Regions from separate parts of the Homo sapiens genome. Here region 2 is linked to region 1. A link is an interaction called in ENCODE POLR2A ChIA-PET data of the cell type or tissue named here. Cell type or tissue: endothelial cell of umbilical vein. All regions are shown on one strand. Links, peaks and the distances in the headings refer to the core of each region. The heading gives the core; the rest is flanking DNA. Region 1 overlaps YES1 (YES proto-oncogene 1, Src family tyrosine kinase). Region 2 overlaps ENOSF1 (enolase superfamily member 1).

The links. Peaks named below come from ENCODE experiments on the same cell type or tissue, not always from the same donor. Only the 100,000 strongest peaks of a DNase experiment are listed, where the experiment ranks them.
Region 2: POLR2A ChIA-PET joins it to region 1 with 5 read pairs; 6 of 35 experiments call an interaction of 5 or more read pairs at or near these places.

The regions. Positions count from the first base shown.
Region 1 is chr18:768,414-784,110 of GRCh38, forward strand. All of the region lies in intron 1 of YES1 (YES proto-oncogene 1, Src family tyrosine kinase), which reads right to left. Among named protein-coding and RNA genes, the nearest start is that of YES1, 36 kb to the right of the region's middle. In endothelial cell of umbilical vein, for the core only: no CTCF peak of the experiment used is centred there; DNase peaks (open chromatin) are centred at 8,788 and 10,248; H3K27ac peaks cover 2,768 bases.
Region 2 is chr18:686,445-702,141 of GRCh38, forward strand. It overlaps ENOSF1 (enolase superfamily member 1), which reads right to left. Exons shown (of 16, transcript NM_017512.7): 3 at 10,796-10,911; 4 at 7,804-7,890; 5 at 7,438-7,464; 6 at 4,760-4,832; 7 at 4,624-4,662; 8 at 4,105-4,187; 9 at 2,130-2,164. Among named protein-coding and RNA genes, the nearest start is that of ENOSF1, 18 kb to the right of the region's middle. RefSeq lists an enhancer at 1-278 and a silencer at 11,168-11,300. In endothelial cell of umbilical vein, for the core only: no CTCF peak of the experiment used is centred there; no DNase peak of the experiment used is centred there.

The DNA of each region.
Region 1 (15,697 bases), core at 6,656-11,655:
GTATTTTATTTATTTGGGCATTTACAGACTTTTCCCAGCAGTGTTTTATAGTTTTCAGTGTACAGGTCTTGTCCAATTTTTGTACAGCTTATCTCTAGACACTATGGTTTATGCCATTATAAATGTTACTACTTTATTTCTATTTCCAACTCTTCATCACTAACATATACCATCATGTGCAGCGTAACATTTTGGTCAAGGAGGGACCACATATATGACGGTGGTCCCGTAAGATTATAATACTGTATTTTTACCATACCTTTTCTATGTTTAGATATGTTATTTATTTATTTATTTATTTATTTTTGAGACAGGGTCTTGCTCTGTCACCCAGCCTGGAGTGCAGTGGTGTGATCTCGGCTCACTGCAACCTCCGCTTCCCAGGTTCAAGAGATTCTCGTGCCTCAGCCTCCCGAGTAGCTCGGATTACAGGCATCTGCCACCACGCCTGGCTAATTTTTGTATTTTTAGTAGAGACAGGGTTTCCCCATGTTGGCTGGGCTGGTCTTGAACTCCTGACCTCCAGTGATCCACCTGCCTCAGCCTCCCGAAGTGCTGGGATACAGGCATGAGCCACTGTGCCTGGCCCTAGATATGTTTAGATACACAAATACTTACCATTGTGTTACAACTGCCTACAGCATTCAGTATAGTGACATGTTTGTAGCCTAGGAGCCATAGGCTATACCATATAGCCTAGGTATATAGGTATATAGGTATAATAGGCTGTACCATCTAGGTTTATGTAAGCACACTGCATGATGTTCACACAATGATGAAATCGCCTGATGACACAATGTCAGAACATATTCCTGTCTTTAAAGTGACGTGCGACCGTAAGTAAATCTGTATACAAAGTATATTTGTATATTACGTTCTTGTGACTGTACTAAACTCTTATGATTTCTAGTACTTTTATAGGTTCTACAGTATTTTCTACACTCAAGATCATGTGTACAAATAAACACTGTCTTGCTCTTTACTCTCCTACATACGTCTTTTTCCCTGCTTACCTTATTCACTGACTAGTACCTCCAGTGCAATGTCGAACACAAGTGAGGAGAGAATATCTATGCCTTGGTTCTCAATCTTAAGAGGAAAGTATTTAGTCCATCACTATTATGTATGATATTAGCTGTAGGATTTTTGTATTATAGCAGAACTTCATAAGGCCAAGCAAAGTTCCCTTGTTTGCTGACAGTTTTTATCATAAATGAGTGAATTTTGTCAAAAGCTTTTCTACATGTACTTAGATTATCATATAGGTTTTTTTCCTTTATTCAATTGATGTAGTGAATTTTACTAATTGATTATTGACTGTTAAGTAAACCTTGGGACCTTTGCATTCTTGAGATAAAACCCAATTGGTCATGGTATATTACCCTTTTATATATTCCTGAAAGCTAATATTTTGCTAAATATTTTTGTCTATGGTCAAGAACCACATTGTTCTTTAGTAGTATTTTCCTGTAATTTCTGTGTTTGCTTTTGGTATCAGGATGTTGGCCTCACAAAATGAATTGGGAAGTATTCTCTTCCTGTTCTTTTTTTTTTTTTGAGACGGAGTCTTGCTCTATCGCCCAGACTGGGAGTGCAGTGGCGTGATCCCGGCTCACTGCAACTGCAATCTCTGCCTCCTGGGTTCAAGGGATTCTCCTGCCTCAGCCTCCCAAGTAGCTGGCAGTACAGGCACGCGCCACCACACCCAGTTAATTTTTGTATTTTTAGTAGAGACAGGGTTTCACCATGTTAGCCAGGATTGTCTTGATCTCCTGACGTCGTGATCTGCCTGCCTCGGCCTCCCAAAGTGCTGGGATTACAGGTGCTGTGAGCCACTGCGCCCGGCCCTTTTATCTTTTTTTTTTTTTTTTTAAGAGTTTTTAAGATTGGTATTATTTCGTCCTTCAATGTGAGTGATCAACAAGGACTTTCCCCTCTAGCTAGTAAAACCTCAAATGCTTCCCAGCCCTCTGTGACCTCTGATGTCTGTCAGTTCACATCAATCTGGTTGCTCTTTGTCTGGCTTTACAGTTTTACTCCATGTATGTTCATTCTAGAATTCAGCAAAAAGTCAGAGACTTCTATGGATAGCATTAATTTTGACAAAGTGTCCTTCCTGCTGAACTTTGCCCTACAACTTCTTGCTGCCTCAGCTTCCATAAATTCTGATCTCTATCTCTTCATCTTGTTCTTTGCTCAAGATTCCCTGTCCCAGATCTACAATTTAGAATGTGCCCCAGGCAAAAAGCCAGGGTGGGTGGGTGCCTGTAAAGCTCACTTTGTTTGTTTCCCTTCTTTTAGGGATCACAGTCCTGCACTGCTGTTGTCCAAAGTCTAAAACCCATTGTTTCATTATTTTGTCCAGATTTTCAAGGTTTTTGTGTGTTTGTGGAGGTGTGGGGGTTGACAGATGGTAAACTCCATCATGGTCACTTGAAAATTCTGAAAAGTTGCCAGAGTGGTGGCTCATGCCTTTAATCCCAACACTTTGGAAGGCTGAGGTGGGAGAACAGCTTGAGGGCAGTGACTGTTAGGCAGTGACAGTAGGTACCACCGCACTCTGCTCTGGGCAATGAAGAGATATCCCATCTCAAAAAAAAAAAAAAATCTGAAAAGTTAAAACCTAGAAAAACATTTCATTCCCCGGTGTTAATAATCATTCAAGTGATGGCTGGGCATGGTGGCTCATGCCTGTAATTCCAGCACTTTGGGAGGCCCAGGCAGGCAGATCACTTGAGGTCTCAGGAGTTCAAGACCAGCCTGACCAACATGGCGAAACCTCGTCTCTACTAAAAATACAAAAATAAGCTGGGCATGGTGGTGCATGCCTGTAATCCCAGCTACCTGGGAAGCTGAGGCATGAGACTCATTTGAACCTAGGAGGCGGAGGTTGCAGTGAGCCAAGATTGCACCACTACACTACAGCCTGGGGAATAAGAGCAAAACTTTGTCTCAAAAAAAAAAAAAATTCATTTGAGTGCAGAGGGTATTATTTCTTAAATGAACTTGTGTTTAACTTTTTATTATAACAGATAAAATATTTATTCCTTAAAAATCACCTTCAAATAAATTAACATTTTAAGTGTTTTATTGTAATCTGTTAAACCACTCCGTGGCATTTTTCTTTTACATTTCAAGAAAGAAAACTTTTTTGTGATGGGGTTTCACTTTGTCACACAGGCTGGAGTGCAGTGGCGCGATCACGACTCACTGAAGCCTAGACCTCCCGGTCTCAAACTATCCTCCCACCTCAGCCTCTCTAGTAGCTGGGACCACAGGTGCAGGCCATGATGCCTGGCTAATTTTTGTACATTTTTGTAGAGATAGGGCTTTGTCATGTTGCCCAGGCTGGGCACAGGGATCCCCACACTTCGGCCTTCCCTGGGATTACAGGTGTGAGCTACCACACCTGGCCTGGAAGAAAAAATGTTAAAAAGTATTTCCTTATGTATCTGCTTGGTAAGTCTAAACATTTATACTCAGCTTAACGTTGGGCTCTTTTGGACTGAAGAAGGGATTTTATTGTAAAGATAAAAATGTTAATAAGGAAGAGGCAAGAATTTCACATAAAAATCAGAAATTACAAGACAGTCTGATCGTACACCACAAAAGCATGTTCAAGTTTTTTTTTTGACATGGAATTTCACTCTTGTTGCCCAGGCTGGAGTGCAATGCCACGATCTCGGCTCACGGCAACCTCTGCCTCCTGGGTTCAAGTGATGCTCCTGCCTCAGCCTCCCAAATAGCTGGGATTATAGGCATGCACCCACCACATCCAGCTAATTTTGTATTTTCAGTACAGACAGCGTTTCTCCATGTTGGTCAGGCTGGTCTCAAACTCCCAACCTCAAGTGATCCTCCCACTTCGGCCTCCCAAAGTGCTGGGATTACAGGCATGAGCCACCGCACCCGGCCTGCATGTTCAAGTTTGAATGCAGGTCTTGATACTAGGTAAACATTGCTTTGTTTTCCAGAACTTATCGCTTCCCTACCATAATGTGGATTAAGCATCTCTATTTCTTTTTTCTTTTTTTTTGAGATAGAGTCTCACTCTTGTCACCCAGGCTAGAGTGCAATGGTGCGATCTCGGCTCACTGCAACCTCCGCCTCCTGGGTTCAAGCAATTCTCCTGCCTCAGCCTCCTGAGTAGCTGGGATTACAGGCACACGCCACCATGCCCAGCTAATTTTGTATTTTTAGTAGAGACAGAGTTTCACCATGTTGGTCAGGCTGGTCTCAAACTCCTGACCTCAGGTGATCCACCTGCCTCGGCCTCTCAAAGTGCTGGGATTACAAGTATGAGGCACCACGCCCGGCCAGCATCTCTATTTCTGTATTTCTGATGTTTCTGGCTAACTACTTTACTCTCTACTGACATACCTATTCTCTACCTCATAATTTCTACTTACTCATAATTTTTATTCATTTGTGGTCTGCTCCAGGTTCCCTCTATCTTCCACAGCACTTTAATTGCCTGTTTCTGAGTTTGCATTTGCATGGCCAAGAGTAAAAGCAAAATAATATAAACTGCTATCTAACTGCACTAACCTGCTGACCAGTTATGGTTTGGCTATAGGCTGGTCCTATGGTTTCCTTAAGAGGCTGTGGACTAGAAGGTACTATGATGACTGGCCTCTTTAGCACAATCTCTTCTTAACATAAGGTCTCCTAGATTGATCTTGCTTTAATAGCTAGTAGAAATACACATTTTAGCAAAATGCACTGAAAGTAATAACTTTTCAAATTGAAACAAATTTCCACATTAGATTTTTCTTTAATAGAGATGAAGTCAAAAATCTGGAAGATTAATGTTTAATGCTGATCCAGCTCTACTAAGTCACCTGCCATTACCAGAGGGAGGAGTCAGGTCAGTACAGACAGCTTTACTTTGTTCCCTCCTCATACCTGAACTACTTTCATCTTCCTGGATAACGGGCAAGAGAAGGCAGAGTGGAACCAAAAGGGCTTTGCTGATGGGGCAAGTTCTCAGGAGCAGAGAAGTAAAACAGCCCCTTTCCTATTTCTTATATGGTTGTCTTGTCACCCCCTAAAAGAAGGTAAATCAGTGTATTCAAAAACTTGAACCATGACAGTCATGTTTCGATTCAAAATCCTGTACGAATTAAAAGGCTGGTAAGACAGTGAGGAAAGACAGACACCAAGAAATGCTACCAGGTATTTAAGATGGTCAGGCATTCTCTTCTCTTTTAAAACCTCTAGACTTTCATAATCCTGTCCATTGTATAATAACTTTCCTGCTTCTTTTCTTTCCACATAACCCACTTCTTTTAGCAAACTTTGTTCCAACTTTCCTATGTTTCTCGCATTCACTTAAAATACAATCTGATCCAATGCTGACTAATAAAAGAAAAAAATAAGAAAAAAACTGAGGTTCTCTCTCTCTCTTCCTTAAAACACTTTTCCCTTTTTTTTTTTGAGACGGAATCTTGCTCTGTCGCCCAGGCTAGAGTGCAGTGGTGTGATCTCGGCTCACTGCAACCTCCACCTCCTGGGTTTGAGCAATTCTCCTGCCTCAGCCTCCCGAGTAGCTGGAATTACATGCGCCCACCATCTTGCCCGGCTAATTTTTGTATTTTTCAGTAGAGACGGGGTTTCACCATCTTGGCCAGGCTGGTCTCAAACTCCTGACCTTGTGATCCACCCGCCTTGGCCTCCCAAAGTGCTGGGATTACGGGCTTAAGCCACGGCGCCTGGCCTTCCCATCTGCTTTGTAAGACATTACCCTCTTGGTTTCCCCCCGTCTTACTGGCTGCTCCTTCTCAGTCTCCTTTGCTAACTGTTCCTCATCTCCCTGACATCTACACACTGGACTGTTGCCGAAAAGACTTCTCCATTTACATTCATTCCTTTGGTGATATCACCCAGTCTTATATCTTTAAATACCACCTGCAAATTGATGATTACCAGGTTTGTATCTTTACGGACTTCTGGACTTCTCACTCCAACTCACTTTTAACTGTCTACGCAATACCTTCACTTGGACGTCTAAAAGGATTTCAAATTTAACATTTCCAAGAAACCTAATCTTCCTCCCCAAAGCAGCTCCTCCTGCAATCTTCCCCAACTCGATAAATGTTAACGCCATTCTTCTAGTTTTTCAGGCCCAAACTCTGAAGTCACCCTTATTACCTATTTCACACCCTTAAACTCCTCAGTAACCCCCCGGCCCTATTCTCAAAATACATTCAGTATCTGACAACTTCTCTCCACCTCCCACTGCTACCCTGGTCTAGGTCACATCACCTTTCACTAATTCAACAATACTGAATTATTCTAATAGCCTAACTGGTCTCCCAGTTCCTGCCATTGCACCTTTTACAGGCATGTCTCACAGCAGTAGTTTAACATCACTCCTCTGCCATAATCCACCCAAAGACTTCCAATTGCACTTAAAGTCAAAGCCAAAGTTCCTACTATGGCCTTCAAGATCCAATAACCTATTATGCAGCCTTCAACTCCTACTACTGTGCCCCAACTTGCCTCACTTCTGCTACACTGGCCTTCCTGCTCTCCTTCAAACAGACCAAGCATACTCCCAGCTTATTGTATGTATGGCAGAACAGTTAAGAGCATAGAGGTCAGAGACAGAGTGTCTGGGTGCAAAGTCTGAGTCCGTCACTTACTAGCTGGGTGAACTTCAACAAGTTACTCAACCTTTCTGTGTCCCAGTTTCCTTATCTGTAAAATATAAAAGTAAACCTCATAGAGTTGTGAAGATTAAATGAGTAAATATATACATATATAAAAAACACACCTAACATAGTGGCTGGTATTTGAAGCACGAATGTTTGCAACTGTGATCATTTTGATAATGGTGGCTCTCTTCCACAGCATGTAAATGTGGGCAAATTTAAAAAAAGTTATTGAAATATAGTACAAAGAAAAATAAATGTACAAGTGAATGAATTACATAAACTCAACACCAATGTACTCACCACCCAGACCAAGACACCCTGTCAGCACCCAAGAAGCCCATCTCATGCTATTAACCCTGCTCAGTTCCTCTTAACCATTACCTTGACTTCTAACATTACAGTTTAAGTTTTGCCTGCTTGTAAGGCTTCTCATAAATGGAATCACGGCCGGATGTAGTGGCTCACACCTGTAATACCAACACTTTGGAAAGCCAAAGCAGGAGGATTGTGTGAGCCCAGGAGTTTGAGACCACCCTGAGCAACATAATGAGACCTCATCTCTACAAAAAGTAAAAAAATTGGCTGAACATGGTGGCATACCCCTGTAGTCCCAGACACTTGGGAGGCTGAGGTTGGAGGATCGCTTGAGCCTGGGAGATAGAGGCTACAGTGAGCCGTGATTGTGCCACTGCACTCCAGCCTGGGTGACAGAGTGAGAACTTGCCTCAAATAAATTAAAAAAAAAAATAGAATCATATATAATGCATTATTTTGTATTTGACCTCTTTCACTTAACGATGCTTCTGAGACTCATCTCTATTATCAGGAACAGCTGTACTTTGTTTTCACTTCTGTGTAGCATTCTTTTATATGAATATACCATAGGTAAGGGATATGAATTGTTTCCAGTTTTTTTGCTATTAGAATAATGACAGCAATGAACATTCCCGAGCCCTCCTTGGTACGCATGTATGCATATTCTACTGGATGTAACCTTGCAATAGATTGCTGGGTCAAAGTGTTTGCACTGCTAAACAGTTTTCCAGAGTAGCTATAGCAGTTTATACTCTCACCAGCAAGCATGAGAATTACCATTGCTTTACATCATCAATACTTGGTATACTCGATCTTTTTTTTTTTTTGAGATGGAGTCTCCCTCTGTCGCCCAGGCTGGAGTGCAGTGATGCAATCTTGGCTCACTGCAACCTCTGCCTCTGGGGTTCAAGTGATTCTCGTGCCTCAGCCTCCCATGTAGCTGGGATTACAGGCTCATGCCACCACGCCTGGCCAATCTTTTAAAATGTATCTGTTTTGGTGGGTGTGTAGGAGTCTCTCACTGTGATTTTAATTTTATGTTCATAATTACTAATGAAGTGGCACCTTTACATATGTTTACCGGACATTATCTTTTGTGAAAGGTCTGTTCAAGACACTTATCCATTGTTCTATAGGGTTGTCTGTCCTTTTCTTATTGACTTGTAAGGCATTCTTTAATTTTCTGTGTATTGGAGGAGTAGGATTTAGTGCATTTACTCCTGTATCCCCAGAACCTAGAAGACAGTCTGAAACATAAAAAGCATTAATATTTTTTACATGAATGAATGCTTGCCTGGCTGTTTTCAGATCCTAATCATACCCGTTTCTACAATTCTGCCTCATAATCTGACAATATATGGTGATTCCTAACCTCCAATCCAACCCAAGGAGGTTCTAAAATGTTGACTGCCTAACAATCTTTATAAAGTAGAACTCTGTCTGTAACACTCCCTTGGATACACCTGTCAAGGGCTTCCTACAACCTACAAAATAAAACCTCAACCCTTAACCAGGCATTCCAGGTTAACTTCCCCAACTTACTTTTCTAATACGCTTTCCCTATCATCTACTAATCTTCCAAAACATGTATTTGTGGTTATGAAAAACAAAAAGGCCAATTAGACATTAACCACAAAAATCAGGGGGCAATTATTAATTTTTTTCATTCTTTTGCTCGAGAAATTATTTCTGAAGCAGAGGCAGCAGGATGTGCAAAAGCTCATAAACAAGAGGGAACAAAGTGGGGTTTTAAGTTGTAAGTAGTCTGGTGCTGGTGAAGTACAACATAGAAGAACAAGAAGGGGAGGAGGCTAAAACAGCAACAAGGAACAGAGCCTATGACTCAAGGATCTTCTATTTCCTTCTATTTAGCACTAATTGTTTTATATATGTATATAAAGACATTCATTTAATTTTGTTGGAAAAATAAACCACTGAATTGTAACTTGATTCTGATTAATTCTATTCAACAACCTGCCAGACATTTATATTCTTCCCTCCTCCAAAAAGCCAAGCCTAACAAAAATTCTAGAAATACTTGTAGGTTTTCCAACTATTTCCTAACTTATCAACTCCATAAGTCATATGAAAAATTTTCAACTTTATGTTAGGTGGTCATCTATCAGAATTACTTATATCAGGCCGGGTGCATTGGCTCACGCCTGTAATCCCAACACTTTGGGAGGCTGAGGCAGGCGGATCACTTGAGGTCAGAAGTTCAAGACCGGCCTGGCCAACATGCTGAAACCCTGTTTCTACTAAAAATACAAAAATCAGCCAGGCATGGTGGTGTGCGCCTGTAATCCCAGCTACTTGGGAGGCTGAGGCAGGAGCATTGCTCTAACCCAGGAGGCGGAGGTTGCAATGAGCTGAGATCACGCCATTACACTCCAGCCTGGACAACAGAGTGAGACTCTGGCTTAAAAAAAAAAAAAAAAAAAATTAAAAAAAGAATTACCTATATCAGAACATACTTTATAGCAGCATGTTTAGTAAAGCTATAACAAATTTGAAATAAGTTTATAATGTATCTGGCTCAATCATTAACAGTTAACACATTATTATGTTGTACACACACATTATGTTGTACAGTGTTACACTGTTAAAGTATTTTGCTTTAATACAATTTTACACTTTGACAGTGCTTTATGTCTTCAAAGCTCTTTGTTATTATTATTTAATTTGATCCCAAAATAATCCCAATATGTTACCAGGACAAGTAGGCATAATCTCTACATTTTACATTTGAAGAAACTGAAATGGAGAGAGGTTATTACATGCCTTGCTCAAGGACAGGGGGCTAAAAGTAGGCAAAACTAGGAACCAGGTCTTCTGACTTCTATACTGCATTCTTTCTACTACCCATACGATCTTCAGGGAAGCCTTGTGTATAGCATTCTTTGTTCATTGGTAAGTTATTAAATATTAGCCCTTTAGAAAATGTAACAAACATGATAACATTATTTACAGCCAAATCCACTGCTCAACCTATGGCACAATCTACTAACTTTGGAAACAGCACCCTGCCTGTCAGCATGACAATGTTGCCTTATTATTAGTAACAGTGACTAAAAATTTTCAAATGATTTAACACATTTCTGAACCTCTTAAAAAATTAAATGTACATTATTCCTATAAATGAACTCTAATAAGTTAACTAATTGTGACATTACATGCTCTATCTAGTTTGGAAGGAATAGCCCTAGTCTGGCATTTTGCCCAGATGGCTCCAATTTACATACAAGTTTTAAATCTTTAGGAAATCCTAGAAAAATAAATTTAGAGACTTAACTTCATAAAACATGAACAATTTCCATAGGTCACGGTGTTCTACAGGCCGTAGTCTATGATTTTTCTCTTTCATTTATAAATCCCCTCCCTTAAGCATAAAGCACAAAGGATAGGCAGGACCATAAAAGAGAAAACATAGGCAGAGAGAAGGAAGCAGCAGACTACTAAAGGGCATACACTTTGTCTTGTAAAAGCAAACAAAGAACTCCATTTTCCAAGAGTCGAAGGAGAAAAGAAATGTTAGCAATGGACAACTGATCTTGCAGGGGTCGGTAATGGTACCAATTTTTTACCATCTTTTTCTTTTTTCTGCCTTTTAGATATACAAACAATTGACCTTAAAGTAACCCAACTCCTTCTAAATTCCTGGAACCTCGTAGTTTCTTTAATGAAGTCTGATATAGGATCAGCCATGAGAAGAGCCTGATGTAAAGAATATGTAAGGAATTTTATGGATGGGGGCAGTGGCTGATCCCAGCAGTTTGGGAGGCTGAGGTGGGAGAATCACTTGAGTCCAGCAGTTCAGGACCAGCCTGGGCAACAAAAGGAGACCCCCGTCCCGGCAAAAAATTTTTTAAATCAGCCAAGCATGGTGGTACACACCTGTAGTCCTGGCTACTCAGAAGGCTGAGGTGGGAGGACAGCTTGAGCCTGGGAGGTCAAGGCTGCGGTAAGTTATGATCGCACCACTGCACTCCAGCCTCGGAGACAGAGTGAGACCCTGTCTCAAAAAAAAAAAAAAAAGAAAGAAAGAAATGTATAGAATAATTTTTTTTGTTATAGATTATAGTAACAAAAATAACTTACAAATTAAAGCCTCAAGATTTTTAAAAAATGTATTAAATTCAACACAGAACAGATCTGAATTATGCAGATCCCAGGTAACAGTTAATTACTTTCAGCCACCTTAGGCAATTATTAAAGGCAGTTTGTTGGCAGAAAGGCACCTATCAAGTACTATTATGTATCATTCCCTCTACAAATCCAGTCAACTCAAAAAATAAGCTGACCATATACCTATCTCAAGAATCTTTATTCTCTCAGATTTTCACACCTTACTTCCAGTCTTTTGTCAAGATTTTTGACCAGCAAATTACAGTAAACAATTAGATACCACTTTCAAGCCCTTATGTCAATTAAATGCTCCTCAGGCACTGCACGTACTCTTCTTTAATTGGGGTTTTAAACTTTAAAAACATCATCCACTTGTTTCTATAACAATGTATGTAGTCCTTTTTTTTTTTTTTTCTTAAATCTCTTTAAGAGAGACTAAAGAGGCTGGGTGCAGTGGCTCACGCCTGTAATCCCAGCACTTTGGGAGGCTGAGGAGGGTAGATTACCTGAGGTCAGGAGTTCGAAACCAGCCTGGCCAACATGGTGAAAGCTTGTCTCTACTAAAAATACAAAAATTAGCCAGGCGCTGTGGCACGCACCTGCTACTTGGGAGGATAAGGCAGGAGAATCACTTGAACCAGGGAGGTGGGGGTCACAGTTAGCCAAGATCATGCCACTGCCCTCTGCACTCCAGCTTGGGCGACAGAATGAGACTTTGTCTCCAAAACAAAAACAAAAACACAAACTTAATCTCCAGTGTGGCAGTATTGAAAGGGAGGCCTTTAAGAGGTGATTGGATCATGAGGACTCCACCCTTATTAATAAATTAATCCATGTATGGATTACTAAAGGATAAATGGATTCATGGGTCATCATGGGAGTACAACTGGTGGCTTTATAAGAGGAAGAGAGATCTTAGCTTAGCACAATAGCACACTCAGCCCCCTCACCATGTGATATCCTCCACCACCTAAGGATTCTGTAGACAAGAGTCCTACCAGCAAGAAAGCCCTTCTCATATGCCACCCCATGACCTTGGACTTCTCTGCCTCCAGATCTGTAAGAAATAAATTCCTTTTCTTTATAAATTAGCCAGTTTCAAGTATTCTGAAAATGGACTAAGATACCTTCCTGTGCCCTATATGGCCAATTGGTCACCAGGACCTGACCATACTGCCCTGTAATCTCTAGAATTCTTCCATTTCTCCCCCAACTACTTACTTGTTCTATAGGGTTGCCTATACTTCCCTTGAAACTTCCCTTGACTACTAATTATTTACGGTCTGGATTATTGCAAAAGCCTCTTTAACTGACTTCCATCCTTCTACAGTGTTAATTCTCCAATCCTTCCTGGCTATAATGTGAAAAATGTTTGTGTTCTCTAGAAAAGAAAGTCTAATTATGAGCCTTTGATGGTCCAGCCCCCTCTTTCTCCCAATATAAAGTCCAAACTCCTTAACATAAAATAGAAGACCTTGGCCAGGGGCGGTGGCTCACGCCTTCAATCCCAGCACTTTGGGGCCCGAGGTGGGTGGATCACCTGAGGTCAGGAGTTTGAAACCAGCCTGGCCAACATGGTGAAACCCCGTTTCTACTAAAAATACAAAAAATTAACTGGGAGTGGTGGCAGGCACCTATAATCCCAGCTACTCAGGAGGCTGAGGCAGAAGAATTGCTTGAACCTGGGAGATGGAGGTTGCAGTGAGCCGAGATCGCGCCATTGCACTGCAGCCTGGGGGACGAGAGTGAAACTCTGTCTCAAAAAAAAAAAAAAAAATAAGAGGGCCTTGTATGATTTGCTTAATTTACCTCTCTTGGCTCTTGATTTCTTTTAGATCCTCAAATGTACCATACTGTTTTCATAAACGCTTGGCACAACCTCCCTCTTTCCTTACGCTTGGCTTGTGACTACTCAACCTTCAGGTCTTAGCTTAAACGTTCAAGGAATCTTCCTTGATCTCCCATGTGCTCACACAGTACATTTTATTCCTGCCCCCACACCATTTATGACACTGAATTGTCACTGCCTGTTTATTTCTATCCTTCTCTGAGCTACAAACTTTGAGACAAGAAAAATTTCTCTCTTGTAGCTTAGCCTAGTGTTGGCTCATAGCTGATGCCCAATGAATATTTTTACAGATCATGAATACAAACTGACTTTGGAGTCAGACACACATTTCAATTCTGGTTCTGTCACTTATTAGCTACTGTGATCCTTGATCAAATTACTTTATCTTTCCTAAGACTGAATTTCCTTTTTTTTTTGGAGGAATAATACCTATCTTGCAAGGTTGTAAGAATTAACTGATATCATATGCAAAGCAATCATAGCACATACCCGAATGACAGCAGTGTTTGCCTTGGTTAAGACTTATGGCTTCAAGGACAGAATCTGACTAGAGGTAGCTTAAGCAAAAAGGGGATTTTTTATAAACATTATCGGAGTGCCTCATGGAATTCAGGGTCATAAGAGAAACTAGAACCAGCAACCCATGTTCTGGAAATTTGGTTCATTTCTTCTCTGTTTCTCCTGGTCTTTCCATCACTTCCCTTGCTTCCCCATTTTCTCTCCTCTCCCCAACTACCTGGTCCCTCTCTCCACCCCACTCCCATCTCTCCTTCACCACCTCCATGTGTTTTATCTTAGTCTCTCTTCATCTTTCATCTTTGCTACTATGCTCATGTGCTTCATTCTTCTCTCCTGTGGCACAATGGCCTTTTCGGCTCTTCATAAGGTAAAACATGGCTGGCAATAGTCCCAGAGTTAGTATTTTCATTTTAGAGCTAGGCTGAGGAACCATAAAATATCAATTCCTAATTCCTAAAGGACCCTGGCCCAGCTTGGATCAGCCGCCTCCCTCTGGGTCAGCCCTCTCCAGCCAAGAGGCAGGGTCACTGATGGAACATGGCAGATCCCACCTGAACCATGAGATGATAGGAAAGGTCCTAGAAAATGAGACAGTCTGGGCAATCAAAATACTTAGGGCTCACTACTCCATCTACTCAGTAAAGGCTATTAACATTTCAAGAGAATTGTTTTACTTAAGTGAATTAGCTGTAATAAAAATATATTATTAATTAGTCACAAGTTTAAAGTTACACATCTATGATTTTAAATCTTATATGAATGGGAAATGTGTGACATCAATATAAAACATGTAAAAAGGATTATTTTTTCTTTCTAATTTTAACTTTCTGAATTTTACATAGAGTCTCGTTCTGTCACCCAGGTTGGAGTGCAGCGGCACAATCTCGGCTCACTGCAACCTCCACCTCCTGGGTTCAAGTGATTCTTGTGCCTCAGGCTCCCAAGCACCTGGGATTACTGGTGTGCACCACCATGCCCGGCTAATTTTTGTATTTTTAGTAGAGACAGGGTTTCGCCATATTAGCCACTCCTAACCTGAAGTGATCCACCTGTCTTGGCCTCCCGAAGTGCTGCGATTACAGGCGTGAGCCATCACGCTCGGCTAACTTTCTGAATTTCTGATCTCAATAGCTAATGCTGCAAACAGACTACAAAGGTTAACTTTTTTTTTTTTAAGAAAAGTATGTAAAGATATCCTAAGAATATTTTTAAAAATTATATAGCCACTAGGTTTGGTGGCACATGTCTGTAAGTCCCAGCTACTCAGGAGGCCAAGGCAGAGGATCACTTGAGCCCAGGAATTTGAGTCTGCCTGGGCAAAATAGCTAGACCCCATCTCTTAAAAAATAAATAAATAAAACATTATACTGCATATTTTAGCTACAGACCCAAAGAGAAAGTTGAGAAAATATCTCAAATATACATTTAAAAACTCAAACTAGTACATCCTAAATGTCTTCTCAAAATCTTGTTCCAAACTGAACAGAAAACTCTTCTTGGTTATGTAGGGGAAACACACACACACACACACACACGGAAAAAATAATCACATAACCTATAGCTCTAAAGGAATTAATATGAATGCAATGTTATAACAAAATTGAATCTGAAAGCTCAATTGAGTTGAATTGGAAAAACCAGGAGAAAAAAGTGAGAAGTCTGTAAGCTCATAGCGTATCTGCTTCCCATTCCCTACCCCCAACAGATTTTTCTAAGCTTCTACATGTATCAATTTTTCTCTTTTTTTTTTTTTTTTGAAACAGAGTTTCACTCCTGTTGCCCAGGCTGGAGTGCAATGGTGCAATCTCAGCTCAATGCAACCTTGCATCCCAGGTTCAAGCAATTCTCCTGCTTCAGCCACCCAAGTAGCTGGGATTACAGGCGCTGCCACCATGCCCAGCTAATTTTTGTATTTTTAGTAGAAACGGGTTTCACCATGTTGGCCAGGCTAGTCTTGAACGCCTGACATCAGGTGATCCACCTGGCTCAGCCTCCCAAAGTGCTGGGATTACAGGTGTGAACCACCGCACCTAGCTCATTAATTTTTCATGTTATTAATATTTGTAACATGCAATAAACACTAAAAGCTTTTTTGTTTTGAGGATAATTAGAAAAATCCATTTCCTTACATTAAGCAAAACAGGCATAATACGACGGAATTTCCCCAAATTTCATACTGGCAAAAAAATATTCATTTTAACACACATGTTGTCATACATATGGCCAAACTTTT
Region 2 (15,697 bases), core at 4,181-9,180, 84 kb before region 1:
GAGGAAGGCCACAGGGATGGTCTGTCCCCTGCAGTGCAGGGGCCTGAGGTTCCGGGAGGGAAAGTGATGAGATCAGGTAACTAGGGAATAGCAGAGTGCGGCTGGAGCCTCCGTGCAGAGGTCTCCTTTACACCACATCCAGACACTTGTAGGGAGCTCCTTAATCTCTGTGGATGTCCAGCTGTTCTCTTGAGACATGGGCCTCTATGTCCACACCCTATGACTCTGCTGTCAGAAGAGTGTGTTGCTGGCCTCAGTGTGGGCACTGGCAGGTGGAGGAGGGGACACCACCACGGGGAGGCCAGCATCTGCCCCCTCGAACAGCAGCCTACCCTCCCTGTGCGCCTCCTTGGCTGAGGTCCCCCTGCTGCTTTGCAAAGAGCCCCAGCTTGCAGAGTGCCGCACATTCTCAGGCACCTGCTGTTCTCTTCTGTACCAGCTGGAGGCTTCAACTACATGATCCGTGATGCTCCAGAGAGGGTGGCTGGCCTTAGGCTCTGGGTGCCAGGCTTCCTGTGCTGGGAAGAGACCCTTTAAATCTCCCCACAGCCTTCTCTGACTCACCAGATACACTGCTGCAGCCTCCCCCGGGTATGCAGAGGGAGGGCAAACAGCACTTACAGCAGCTGCTCTGAATCCTGCCCTGTGCTGGTCCTTCTGAGATATGGCAACTTGGAGGAGGACCAAAGCTCATATTATTTCTACTGAGAGAAAATGAAGTTCAGAGAGGTTGAGTAATTGATCACACAGCAAGTACTTGCAGCGGATGAGGGGAAAAGGCAAGATGTGATTTCAGTTCTATCAGATGCCAACACCTCTTTCCGCGGCTTCATGCTGCCTCCTTCAAGTTCTCACTCCTCAAGCCTTTATTTAGCTGAGGCATTAACAAGAATTCAGTGCCTCTCCAACTTAAGAACGCATAGGAATCACTAGGGGATCTTGTTCCAATGCAGATTCCCAGGCAGCGGGTCTGGGGAGAGGCCCAGGCTGCATTTCTCACAAGCTCCCAGGTGATGCTGGAGCTCCTGCTCCACAGGACACACTGAGTAGCAGGAGGCTCAGAGACCAGAGTGGCTGCAAGTCAGATAGGAAGCCTGGTGACATGTCACAGGCAAAAAGTGCCACCGTGAGCTGTGCTGAGGGACACACAGTGACTGGGTCAAAAGAGATGATGGTCCCTCTGCATCCTGCCCTGTTTCAGGATGCAGGGTCATCAACCATCGAGGTTCATCCAGAGAAGGTCTTAGGATGGCCAGAGGTCTTTACCTGCACAGGCGAGAGTCAGAAGGGAGAAGTGCAGATGAGCAGTGTGGAAAGGAGGTGGCCTGGAGGGAGAGGAGGGCACTCAAGTGGAAGAGGAACAGCCTGGCTCTTGGGAACTGGGACCTCTGGCTGGAAATTACATGGAAGCAAAGGGTTGCTGATATTAAAGACCCACCTGGCTGGGTGCAGTGGCTCACGCCTATAATCCCAGCACTTTGGGAGGCTGAGGCAGGCGGATCACCTGAGGTCAGGAGTTCAGGACCAGCCTGATCAACATAGCGAAACCCTGTCTCTATTAAAAATACAAAAATTAGCCAGGTGTGGTGGCGGGTGTCTGTAATCCCAGCTGCTAGGGAGGCTGAGGCAGGAGAATGGCTTGAATCCGGGAGGTGGAGCTTGCACTGAGCCGAGATTGCGCCACTGCACTCCAGTCTGGGTGACGAGAGTGAAACTTCATCTCAAAAAAAAAAAAGAGAAGAAAAGACCCACCTAATACTCAAAGCCCTCAAAGAATGGAAAGTGCCTCACCAAGTTAAGCTCGCTGCCTCTGGAGATGTTCATGCAGAAACTGAATCAACGCTGTTACTGACAGTAAAGACTGGATTTCTACTCTAGGTTAGTGCCCGAAATAAACAATCTCCCAAGCCTCTTTCAACTCTGATGGCCTATAATTCTAATGAGGACTCACATCCTGCCTTTAGAGAAAGAGCCTGGCCTAAGGGGAAACTTCTCTTATGCATCCCTATGAGCCAGGGGGATCCTAGCCCGTGGGTGCCTTTTACTCCTTGGCTCCCTGCCAGGAGAGACTTACTGCCTGAGTCTCTCCTGCCGCCAACTGGGAAAGTCAGGTCCATCATCACACTCACCTGGTCCAGCCATCCTTCAGCGCCTGGGCACAGAGCTGTGGGAAAGGAGCACAGGGTCACACACTGGAGAGAGCCCCTTGGTCTGACCAGGAAGTCAGTCATTGCTGATCTGTTTCACAAGCATTACGGTTATAGCATAGACCAGAGTAACACCCATGTGTTGTTGAAATTAACAGCAGAAACAGCCTGGCTGACAGAGATCACTTTTTACTTGTAGGGTGACTTTCTTTCCTCATCTCTATGGGAACCATTTTTTTAATGGTCACAACCTTCCCGGAAGGGGAAGATAGCACTGATCTCTCTCTTTTTAAAGCTAGAATATTCTGTGGCATCCATAGAATGAGTGGATATAAGAGTAACATGCAGAAGCCAGCCTCTCTCTCCACTCTCTAGAAGTGGGCACAGTGTAAGGAGAAACAGTAATAAATCCACCATGTGCCGACTGCATGCCATGTGCCAGCCATGGTGCCTTGAGCATGACGCAACTTACAGCATGTATCTGAATCCTCAAAACCACCCCATGAAATAGGCATTACTTCTCAATCTCGCAGTGGGTCTACCGCTGGTGCTGCCCAGGAATCTTACCCTAGGCTGTCACCTTCCAGAGCCCAAGGTGACTCACTAAGTCACAGAGTCCTGCGGTCCACAAAATGAATGGCTTTGCATTTGCTTGTGTACTTTCAGAACGAGGGCTTGGATCCAAAATAATTTTTTTGTTGTTTTTTGAGACGGACTCTTGTTCTGTCACCCAGGTTGGAGGGCAGTGGCGTGATCTCGGCTCATTGCAACCCCTGCCTCCTGGGTTCAAGTGATTCTCCTGCCTCAGCCTCCTGAGTGGCTGGGACTACAGATACGCATTACCACGCCCAGATAATTTTTTGTATTTTTAGTAGAGACGGGGTTTCACCATGTTGGCCAGGCTGGTTTTGAACTTCTGACCTCAGGTGATCCACCCACCTCAGCCTCCCAAAATGCTAGGATTATAGGCGTGAGCCACTGCCCTCAGCCAAAATGATTTAGAGAGGTGAACAGGAAAGTATTAAATTTCTCCCAGAGAGGCTGGAATCAAAAGCCCATGTGACATAAGAAGGAATATATATTTTGTCTCTGCCCCCATCGCTGCCCCCCTATTTCCTAACACACAACACACAGCCCCTAAAACCCTTGGCATCTCCTGAGTGATAGGAGTGTCTTTTGTACGTGAACGAGAGAGCCCTGCTGAGGTCCCCTACGTAGCTTCAGGACGGGGCTGGGGACCAGAAAGACCTGAAAGGCATGATTGTGGGGTTGGAAACTTTAGCCTATTCCCAGATAGCTGGGGAGGCGAGGGGGCTGAAGGCTGAATTGATGGCCAATGGCCAAATAATGAATCACATCTAAATACTGAAGCCTCCATAAAACCCCCAAGGAACAGGGTTCAGAGAGCTTCCAGGTTGGTGAACACGTGGAGGTACTGGGAGTGTGGCTCACCTGGAGGGGACATGGAAGCTCTGTACCCCCTCCTCACACCTTGCCCTGTGTGTCTCTTCAGTTTGGCTGTTCTTAAGTTGCATCCTTTATAATAAATGAGTAAACATAAGTAGTGTTTCCCTGAATTCCGTGAGCCATTCCACCAAATGATTCAACTCAAAGCGGGGTTTGTGGGAACCTCTAATCTGAGGCAAAGCCAGTCAGAAGCACAGGTGACAACGTGGACTTGTGACTGGCATCTGCCATAGGGCAGTCCTGTAAGACTGAGCCCTTAACCTGTGGGGTCTGAGGCTAGTTCCAGGTATGTGCTGTCAGAATTGAGTAAAATAGCAGGACACCCAGTTGGTGTCCACAGAGAAGTGGAGAACTGGTTGGCGTGAGAAGGAAAACCACACACATCTGGTGTCAGAAGTGAGGTACTGAGAGTAGTGGTATGAGGACAGAAGGAAAAACAGGTTGGTTTCTCCCCATTCAGCTGTCTACAAAGCCAGGTTAAAATGCCCACCTGCTTCAACGTGTCATCTGAGTACCCCAGCCAGGCGCACGATGTCGTGTAAGCAGGGTATCCTTGTGCCAGCATTTGCTTCTCTGTGAAAACACAGCGCCGTCAACATTTTGCACTTTCCAGGGCCCTTCGGAATTGGAAGTGCCTGTAGCTAAGCTGTTTCCCCTGGAGAGTCCAGCTGTTCTCCTGATCCGGCCCTGCACACACACACCCAGCCACAAATTACTAGGATGTCAAACCCAGGTGATCAGGATACTCTCACGGACTGCCCTGCTCCCCCAGGGCTCTCCCTACAGTGTAATCCTAAAGCCAAACTTCCTTTCAGCAGTGGCTGAAGCAAACTCTGCAGTCAGAGGTCATACCCAGCAGGCTTCACCATGCAGACTTGAATGTTGATTTGAGGGCCTAGCTGCTCAGCACAGGGCATTTGGGAAGACAATGTGTACCCCAAAAGGACAGGGGCACTCAAAAGTGGACAATGTTAGCAAAAACAATGAAGAAAATTTTCTTACAACCCACCTCTTTCTTTTTTACCAATTTGACCTTTCTGCAGTATTTCTGGAAGAAATAAAAAGCATCACTCACTCTTTTAGGAAACAAAGCATGCCACTACTGTGTGTGCACGTCGTGTATCCCAGAAAGCTTCCAAACTCACCTAGGGCATCCTCCTCAGTCAGGACATCAGTGATGTACCTGAAATCTATGCAGGATACCAGCATCCTGGGATCCTGGCAACGTGACAGGAGGGGAAGAGGCCTGAATCAATTATAAGGTGGGTTATATTTTGTTTTTTAAAATTTATTATTCTTTTTTTAGAGACAAGGTCTCACTCTGTTGCCCAGGCTGGAGTGCAGTGATGCCATCATAGCTCACTGCAGCCTCAGTCTCCCTGGCTTATGTGATCCTCCTGCCTCAGCCTCCTGAGTAGCTGGGACTCCAGGTATGTGCCACTATGCCCGGCTAATTTATTTTTATTTTTGTAGAGATGGGGTCTCACTATGTTGACCAGGTTGATCTTGAGCTCCTGGCTTCAAGCAATCCTCCCTCCTTGGCCTCCCAAAGTGCTGGGATGACAGGGGTGGGTTATGTTTCTAAGAAGTTGCTTATGGTGATACATGGGGCTCATTCTTTCCTGGCAGGGACCTTTAGGGCTTTGTTAAATTGTTTGACTCTGTCATTCCTAAATGTAGAGTCCTTTAGAGGCTCCTCACTGCCCCTGACGAAGCCCTCAAACGCTCATGCTCTGATCCCTTGCCACCCGCCCCCACCCTGTTCTTTCCAGCTAAAATGACTTCCCGGAAGGAGGACCTGGCCCCAGGCAAACACTCAGCAGGAGCTCAGTGGGGAGATGAACGCCTGGCATCACTCTGTACATCAGCGCCACACCGCAGGGCTGTCCACGGTGAGCTATGAGGCTGGAGATGGTTCTGGAGCAGTGAACTGCAGAGGAAAGAAGGCTGCCCTACCCCTGGGCCACCAATCACTAGCAGTGTGACCTCCGGCAGCTTCTTCTCCTGCCAAATGGGGATGTTTGCTTCACTGACAGAAACACAGTGGGTGAACCGGGAGTGAGCGGCCCACTTGGCTGACCACTTACCAACATTTCGGCGGGGCCTCGTGCTGAGACCTCTCCCCACCCTGACGGAACAGTCAGTTGGAAAACAGCCAGTAGTTCCATTCCCACTAACATCTTATAGTGACCAATAATACTCTACCATAACTGTCGAAAATCCTAAAAACTCTTTCAACCCTGAGATTCTACTTCTAAGAGTTCTGGGCCAGGTTCGGTGGCTCACATCTGTAATCCCAGCACTTTGGGAGGCTGAGATGGGTGGATCACCTGAGGTCCGGAGTTCGAGCTCAGACTGACCAACATGGTGAAACCCCGTTTTCACTAAAAATACAAAAAATTAGCTGGGCATGGTGGCGGGTGCCTGTAATCCCAGCTACTCAGGAGGCTGAGACAGGAGAATCGCTTGAATCAGTTGCAGTGAGCTGAGATCATGCCACTGTACTGTAGCCTGGGCAACAAGAAGAAAACTCCGTCTAAAAAAAAAAAAAAGAAAGAAAGAAAAAAAGAAAAAAGAAAAGAGTACTGGCATTGAAAGGGAACAGGATCCAAAAATGGAGGGTCCACAGGTGGGACCTCAGGCACATTTCTGGTGGCCTGCAAATCATTCCCTTTTGGTGGCTACCTCCTCCATCCCCGTAAAACGCCAACCTTGAATCTAGAAGGGGGCTCAAGAGCTCTGTGTCCTTCCCCTACGGATGGCCCGGAAGCCACTCTCCATGTCAGAGACGATGTGACAGCCTCCTGTCTTCACTTTCCTCCGGAGGAGGAGCAGTCTCCTGCCCAACACTCTTCAAGGCCATGGTGTTCTTTGTTTTTCCTTAATTTTTTGCCAACTAATAACAAGGGCCTTCATTTGTGGATCACGAGGTTTTTAACCGCCACCCAGGTGTTGCACTGAGGCCACCGCAGCTCAGAGTGGGGAAGTCACATGCTCAAGGTCATGCAGCTGGTGAGCAGTGAAACCCGGACTCACAGCCAGCTCTGCATGGGGTCTGAAGCTCATTCCCCTTTAATTTGCCCAGTTTTTTCCTCCTCAGCATCCAGTTGTTCACCCCTGCTATGAAAAGGTCAAGGAGAAAGAAAACAGTCAAGTGCATAGCTTTAGAATTCAGTGTTGAGCTCCTTCCCTGCTGGAATTGTACAGTAGAGGCTACAATGGCCTGATCTTATTCTTGGTGTCAAAGTGACTGGATAGTATCTTTTCTTTTTTCTTTTTTTGAGACAGGGTCTTGCTCTGTCACCTGAGTGCAGTGGTGCAATTATAGCTCACTGCAGCCTGAAACTCCTGGGCTCAAGCCATCCTCCAGCCTTCCAAAGTATTGGGATTACAGGCTTGAGCCACCATGCCTGGCCTGGATAATATCTTCATAATATTATAACATCTGGCTTTTCAGAGTTTATGAGGTGCTTTTCTCATTGATCTTTAATTTTGTGAGGTTCCTAGAGAAGTTAGGATGATCCTCTTGTCATAGTCAGGCAATGGAGGCTCAGAGAACTGGCACCGTGTGTTACACATGCACAGTGGGGGAGGCAGGACCCCCTCACTGCTTCCCCTCATGCCACCCTGCCTGCATGAGCACAGCCATCTGTTACGTCAGATATCAGAAAAGGAATGTCATATTTTATTGGCTTTTTGCTTTATCATCGCTATAGTGATCAACAGATAGTCCTGAATATATTTACTGATCATCAAAAGGCATGTCATCAATGATATCCATTTCATTTACAGAAACAATTGTAACATTAACAATGCTACTCACCATGTCCACAAGTAACTTCCAGACAGGCTTGAAGTAAAAAAGAAAGGATTTGTAAGACATATGTGTAAAGTCCCCATTTTTTCCTGACAGTAAACGCGTTGGCAGCTCTAATGCTGGCTGTCAGCCACCAGGTCCCCACACCCCCCTCTACTGCTGCCTGCGCCTTCCGCCATCCTGTCTCCTCTTTCTCCTCCTCCTGCAGTTCCCTACCTACTGCCAAAACCTCTCAGAGGAGAAAAAAACACCAAAGCAATTATCTGTATTTCCTTTTGGGGGCTGCAGTGTGTCTGTCTTTCCTCTGTGCGTAGGGAAAGTCAGTGTCGTACAGCTCCCAGGAGCCTCCTGAGCGTTTGTGAGAGGGGTTACCTTTCCCTCCTGCTTGGCCCACAAGTCCCACACCGCGTTTAGGACGGCCGCTGTCGCCAGGTGCACCACGCCCTTTTCTGGACCAATCTGGTTAGGAAGCAAAGTACAAAAGCACTTTTTAGAAATGAAAAAGAGGGCTGGGTGTGATGGCTCATGCCTGTAAACCCAGGACTTTGGGACCAAGACCAGCCTGGCCAACATGGTGAAACCCCGTCTCTACTGAAAACAGAGAAATGAGCCAGGTGTGGTGGTTTGTGCCTGTAGTCCCTACTCAGGAGGCTGAGGCAAGAGGATCTCTCGAACCCAGAAGGCGGAGGTTGCAGTGAGCCAAGATCGCACCACTACACTCCAGCCTGGGCAACAGAGCAAGACTCTGTCTCAAAAAAAAAAAAAAAGAGAGAGAGAGAAAGATATTTAGGTCTTCCGTCCAGGGACACATCTCAAGAATTAAAAGGTAGCAATAGAAACCCACCTAAAGGTTAAGTTTAAAAAAAACAGTTGCTAACCTATTGAAGAGTTTTAAGAATAGCAGGAAAAACACCTGTGTTTTCCTCTCTTCTTTCTCTCTCTCTATATATATGTTAAGTATATGTATGTATATACATATGAACACACACACATATGTACTTCTTTTTTCTGAACCATTTGAATAAAGTTGCAAATATCATGCTCTCTTAACCCTAAATACATCAGTGTATAGTTCCTGAAAACAAGGATATTTTCTTACATAACCGTAGTACAATAATCACACTCAGGGAATATAACATTGATAGAATATTGCTGTCTAAAGGCCAGTCCATAATCAAATGTCACCAGTTTTTTCCAATAATGTATTTTATTTTACCCTAATCCATATCCCATCTGGGATCACGTATTACATTTAGTCGCCATGCCTCTTTAGTCTCTTTTTACCTGGAATAATTTTTCTTCTTCTTTTTTAAATGTTATTAGCATTTTAAAAGAGTACAGGCCACTTGATTTGTACAGCATTCCTCAATCTGGGCTGATCTGGAGTTCCTTCATGACTAGATTCAGGTAATACATTTTTTGGCATCAATACTACATAAGTGATTATGTCATTTTGTTTTATTATTAGGATTGTTAACTTTTACCACTTGGGTAACTTAGTGTCCATTTGCTTTCTCCACTGTGAAGTTACCATTTCATTTTCCAAGTAAGGAGGTTATTATTGTCCCAAAATTTGGGCATCCCTTGATGACTCTTGCCTCAATTAATTGTAGCTATGACAGTTATGGTGATTTTCTGATGTTATCATTCCTTTTATATTTATTAGATTTTAATCAGCTGTAATGGGCTTGACCTTGTTGTTTATTACCTCCTTAAAAATTTTTTATTTTATTATTTTTATTTTTAAAAAGTACAGACGGGGGTCTCAACTATGCTGCCCAGGCTGGTCTTGAACTCCTGGCCTTAAGTGATTCTCCTGCTTCAGCCCCAAGGTGCTGGGATTATAGGCGTGAGCTACTGTGCCCAGCTGATTGTTCATTATCTGAATGGACTCATGGATTTTATTCAATGGGTTATAAGCCATTACTATCATATTTATTTGGATGTTCAAATTGTCCCAGATTCAGCCAATGGGAACTTCTTCAAGGTGACATCTTTCAAGGTAAGTTTAATATTCTCTGTATAAAGTAAAAGATGAAATCCCAGGCACTATTGAAAGTACATTCTCTTGTGCCCTTCTCAGTGCATGGATGGGAGACTAAGCCGGGTTAGGAAAAGACAAAATCCAGTATCACGGGACAAAGGCAAAGGTCAGGGTATTGAATTCACCTTATTGTGTTGGAATCCTTTCTCCAGAGCCTAACTTTTTCATGCCTTGAATTTATAGTTCAAATACCAAACACATAAAAGGTACCATGGTCTTCCATCTTTTTAAATTTGCTCTTCTCTTAATGTTTTCTCTTTAATGACCTTCTTTTACATCTCTCTCTTTTTTTTTTTTTTTTTTTTGTTTTGAGACAGAGTCTCACTCTGTTGCCCAGGCTGGAGTGCAGTGGTGCGATCTCGGCTCACTGCAAGCTCCGCCTCCCAGGTTCACGCCGTTCTCCTGCCTCAGCCTCCTGAGTAACTGGGACTATAGGCGCCCGCCACCATGCCCGGCTAATTTTTTGTATTTTTAGTAGAGACGGGGTTTCACCATGTTAGCCAGGATGGTCTCGACCTCCTGACCTCGTGATCTGCCTGCCTTGGCCTCCCAAAGTGCTGGGATTACAGGAGTGAGCCACCGCGCCCGGCCTGACCTTCTCTTACATCTCTAACACTACTCACATTATTTCTCCATAAAGAGATTGCCCATTTAGTACTTTATCCTCTAGAGCACTTTCCAATTCAGGGAGGAGGAGATGAGGTCCTTAGAGAAGAGATAGCTCTTAGGACCCAAATCTCAGGACCTCATCTCCTTAGTAGAACATTTTATTCAGCTAAATTCAGTCTTGAGTCATTTAGATCATCAGTCTTACAGAAATGAGTTGTTTACCTCAAAATACTGATGATCTAAATGACTCAAGCCTGAATTTAACTGAATAAAATGTTTTACTTTAAAATTATAAACACATCTCTAGGATGGGCATGGTGGCTCACACCTGTAATCCCAGCACTTTGGGAGGCTGAGGAAGGCGGATCACTTGAGGTCAGGAGTTCGAGACCAGCCTGGCCAACGTGGTCAAACCCCATCTCTACTAAAATTACAAACATTAGCCAGGTGTGCTAGTGCATGCCTGTAGTCCCAGCTACTCAGGAGGCTGAAGCAGGAGAACTGTTTGAACCCAGGAGGCGGAGGTTGCAGTGAGCCAAGATTGCATCACTGCACTCCAACGTGGGTGACAGAGTGAGACTCCATCTCAAAAAATAAATAAATAAACAAATAAATAAACCCATCTCTATTTTCACATTCGTTGCACTCAAAGGACATCTCAGACCTTGGTAATATTACTTATGTAAGCATTTTACAAAATAGGTCCCTTACCCATCTGAGCTGCCCATCACTTGTGAGCTGCCTATAGAAGCCTCTGAAGTCACCAACAATGTCCTTGAGGTCCTTGTTGAGCACATGGTGGGCGAGGGCATTCACAGCACAGACAACTATTTAAAAAGGATTGAACTCTTGTTTATGCTTCTATACTAGGTCAAGAAATTAGCACCTGAAAACATCACAAACAAACAAATGTGAAAGTTTTATGAAAAAATTAAATCTAGGCCAGGCGCGGTGGCTCATGCCTGTAATCTCAACACTTTGGGAGGCCACGGCAGGAGGACCACTTGAGATGAGGAGCTCCAGACCAGTCTGGCCAAAATGGCAAAACCCTGTCTCTACTGAAAATACAAAAATTAGCAGGGCACAGTGGTGCGCACCTGTAATCCCAGCTACTCAGGAGGCTGAGGCAGGAGAATCGCTTGAACCCAGGAGGCAGAGGTTGCAGTGAGCCGAGATTGCACCACTGCACTCCAGCCTGGGCAACAAGAGTGAGACTCTATCTCAAAGGTATATTCTTTTTAAAATTGCATCAAATATGTTTTCTTTTCTTTTCTTTTCTTTTTTAGGCAGGGTCTCACTCTGTCACCCAGGCTTGAGTGCAGTGGCACTATCACGGCTCACCGCAACCTTGACCTCCCCGGCTCAGGTAATCCTCCCACCTCAGCTTCTCGAGAAGCTAGGATTACAGGCATGTGCCGCCACACCTGGTTAATTTTGGTATTTTTTGTAGAGACGCAGTTTCGACATGCTGCCCAGGCTGGTGTCAAATTACTGCGCTCAAGTGATCCACCCGCCTTGGCCTCCCAAAGTTCTGGGATTACAGGCATAAGCCACTGTGCCCAGCCCCATATGTTTTCTGTGGTTGTCATAAGAAATATCACACAAGTAGAACACGTGTTAATCCATATACTGAGCTAAACTTCCTGAGTAGAGAACACATTGTGATTGGCTGTCACATGAAAAACAGAATCATAGATTGACAAGTTTAAATATAAATGTTCCCAAATTATTTTCCTATTCACTTTGTAAAGTGTTTGAACAATCAGATTCAAAACCAAACCACACTAGTTCATGTTCCTAAGGAATAAGAAGGCTGACTTCATAGAATTTTTAAAAGGAGAAATGCCTTTTCATTATTGACAAGTATAGAAAATGCCTTGAATTCATAACATAAACTATTAAACATTAAATAAAATGAATTTGCAATTAGCATACTATTTATATGTAAAATGTTAAAATATATGAAAACACTGTCTTAACATGAAATTTCTTACTATTGACTTTCTTATGATATACTACATTTTTCATAAGTAATTTGAAGGTTAAATTTAATTTGGGTCGGCATTACCATCAATTATTTATTTTTGGTACCTTTAATTATTATTTTTTAGAGACAGGGTTTCACTCTGTCACCCAGCCTGGAGTGCAGTGGCGGGATCTAGGCTCATTGCAATCTCTGCGTCCTGGGCTCAAGTGATCCTTCCACCTCCGCCTCCTGAGTAGCTGAGACCACAGGCTTGAGCTGCCATGCCCAGCTAATTTCTTGTATTTTTGGTAGAGACAGGGTTTCACCATGCTTCCCAGGCTGGTCTCGAGCTCCTGAGCTCAAGTGATACACCTGCCTCGGCCACCAAAATTGCTGGGATTACAGGCCTGAGACACTGCACCCAGCACCTCACTGTAATCTTGAATGCCTAGCCTCAAGCAATCTTTTTGTCTCAGCCTCCTGAGTAGCTAGGACCTACACGCAACACCACACCAGCTAATTTTTAAATTTTTTGTAGTGACAAGGTCTTGCTATGTTGCATGGGGCAGTGGGTGGGGAGGTTCTGGAACTCTGGGCTCAAGCAATCCTCCCACCTCGGCCTCCTGAAGTGTTGGGATTACAGGTGTGAGCCACCATGTCCTGTGGTATTTTACTTTGAAAGGATTTCTTGGACCTGGCGCTCACTCCTGTAATGCCAGCACTTTGGGAGGCTGAGGTGGGTGGATCACTTGAGCTCAGGAATTTGAGACCAGCCTGGGCAGTGTGGCAAGACATCATCTCTACAAAAAATACAAAAATTAGCCGGTTGCGGTGGTGCGCCTGTGGTCCCCGCCTCTCGGGAGGCTGAGGTAGGAGGATCACTTGAGGTAGGAGGATCACTTTAGCTTTGGAGGCAGAGGTTGCAGTGAGCTGAGATTGTGCCACTGCACTCCAGCCTAGGTGACAGAGCTGGGCCCTGTCTCAAATAATAATAATAATAATAATAATAATATAAAGGCTTTCTTGGGTTATTTAAGATGATGAATAAGTAAAGTAACCCTTTGATCCTTTGCCAATTCTAGGAAACATTTAGCCTACGTTGTGTAAATGGACACAATAATTGAATCAAGCCATCAACTTAGCTTCAAAGAAAGGAATGTATTCCAAAACGTTTTGATTAATTTGTTTGGTGCTGCCGTGGATTCAATAGTAAAAGTTTTTAGTCATTTAATAGGACAGTTGTAGGGGTACAGTTTTACTGTCAATAAGATCTTGAGAAGGACAGTTTGAAAGTGGTGCCCCAGGCTGGGCGCGGTGGCTCACGTCTGTAATCCTAGCACTTTGGGAGGCCAAGGCCGGTGGATTGCCTGAGGTCAAGAGTTTGAGACCAGCTTGGCCAACATGGTGAAACCCCATCTCTACTAAAAATACAAAAATTAGCTGGGCATGGTGGCAGGTGCCTGTAATCCCAGCTACTTGGGAAGCGGAGGGAGGAGAATCACTTGAACCCAGGAGGTGGAGGTTGCAGTGAGCCAAGACCATGCCATTGCACTCCAGCCTGGGCAACAAGAGCGAAACTCCATCTCAAGAAAAAGAAAGAAAGTGATGCCCCAAGCTTTTAGCACATGCCTGGCTAAGGGTGAAACAGCTCTCGGATGATTGCACACTTTAGGTCAGATGTAGCATTTAGGGCTGAACCAGCCATTCCAGGTTCTCTAGGGCTTTTGTTAATGGGATACACAATCATTCTGGTTCAGACATTCATTCCCTAGAATTGTGAGAAGACAGAGTCCTCCTCACTTCTTGAAGGTTGATGCTCTTGAATTAAAGAAAATCTGAAGTAAGTCAGTGACTCACAGTGAGGTACGTTATTATCGACACCAAACCACCGTCTCAAGGATTTGATTGTTGCTATAAATCATTGACTGAAGCATACCTCTGGTTCATGTCACAATACCAAATGCACTTAACAAAAGCTAAGGATGATCTCATTTTTATGACTCTCAGAGTGCACAAGCAGCACTTATGTATTCATCTACAGTGTATGGATTTTTCTTGCTCAACAGGAGACTAGAATTTGTCGCATTCAATAGAAATTTGGGTTGTGAGGCCAGGCACGGTGGCTCATGCCTGTAATCCCAGCACTTTGGGAGGCTGAGGCGGGCGGATCACCTGAGGTCAGGAGTATGAGATCAACCTGATCAACATGGTGAAACCCTGTCTCTACTAAAAATACAAAAATTAGCTGGGTGTGGTGGCACATGCCTGTAATCCCAGCTACTTGTGGGGGCTGAGGTATGAGAATCGCTTGAACCTGGGAGGCAGAGGTTGCAGTGAGCCAGCCAAGATCACGCCATCGCACTCCAGTCTGGGCGACAAGAGCGAAACTCTGCCTCAAAAAAAAAAAAAAAAAAAAAAAACAAGAGAAATTTTGGCTGTGGCAGGAAATTGACTTGGAAAAGAAAAAAAAGGCCCTTGAAAGCAGCTTCTTGGCAACTAAACCCGGGGGGTTTTCTCTTGTGATTCTATCTGCTCAGGGACTTCAATTCTCTGGAGCCTCTAGCACTGGAAGGACATTGAGTAAAGTCTGTGGGTGACTTGTGGGTGTCTGAAGTAAGAGTGGTGTCATAAACTCTTAAGGCTGGATTTTTAAAAATTTTGTCTATTTAAAAATTCTTTCTTTGTACATCTTTTTCTATTTTTTAAAAAACTAACTTAGTCTACATTGTACATATTATTATACATGTGTCCAAACCTAAGAGTGACCCCTATTGTAAACTACAGACTTTGGGTGATCATGATGTGCCAATGCAGGTTCATCAGTTGTACCAAGTGGGCCACTCTGGGCAGAATGTTGATAATGAAGGAGGCTGTGCCTGTGTGGGGACAGGGGTATGTGGGAAATCTTTGTAACTTCCATTCAGTTTTGCTGTGAACCTAAAACTACTCTAAAAAAATAAAGTCTTAAAAAAAAAAAAGGCTGGCCACGGTGGCTCACGCCTGTAATCCCAGCACTTTGGGAGGTCAAGGCGGGTGGATCACCTGAGGTCAGGAGTTCGAGACCATCCTGGCTAACATGGTGAAACCCCATCTCTACTAAAAATAAAAAAAAAATTAGCCGGGCGTGGTGGCAGGTGCCTGTAGTCCAGCTACTGGAGAGGCTGAGGCAGGAGAATGGCGTGAACCCAGGAAGCAGAGCTTGCAGTGAGCTGAGATCGCGCCACTGTACTCCAGCCTGGGTGACAGAGCGAGACTCCATCTCAAAAAAAAAAAAAAATTAGCTGGCGTGATAGTGGGCACCTGTAATCCCAGCTACTCGGGAGGCTGAGGCAGGAGAATTGCTTGAACCTAGGAGGCAGAGGTTGCAGTGAGCCGAGATCACACCACTGCACTCCAGCCTGGGCAACAGAGTGGGACTCTATCTCAAAAATAAATAAATACATAGATAAATAAATAAATAAATAAATAAAAACAGAAACAGGCCAGGCATGGTGGCTTATAGCTTATGCCTGCAATCCCGTCACTTTGGGAGGCTGAGGCAGGCGGATTGCTTGAGCTCAGGAGTTCAAGACCAGTCTGGGCAAAATGATGAAATCCTGTCTCTACAAAAAATACAAAAATCAGCCCAGCATGGTGGCAGGCACCTA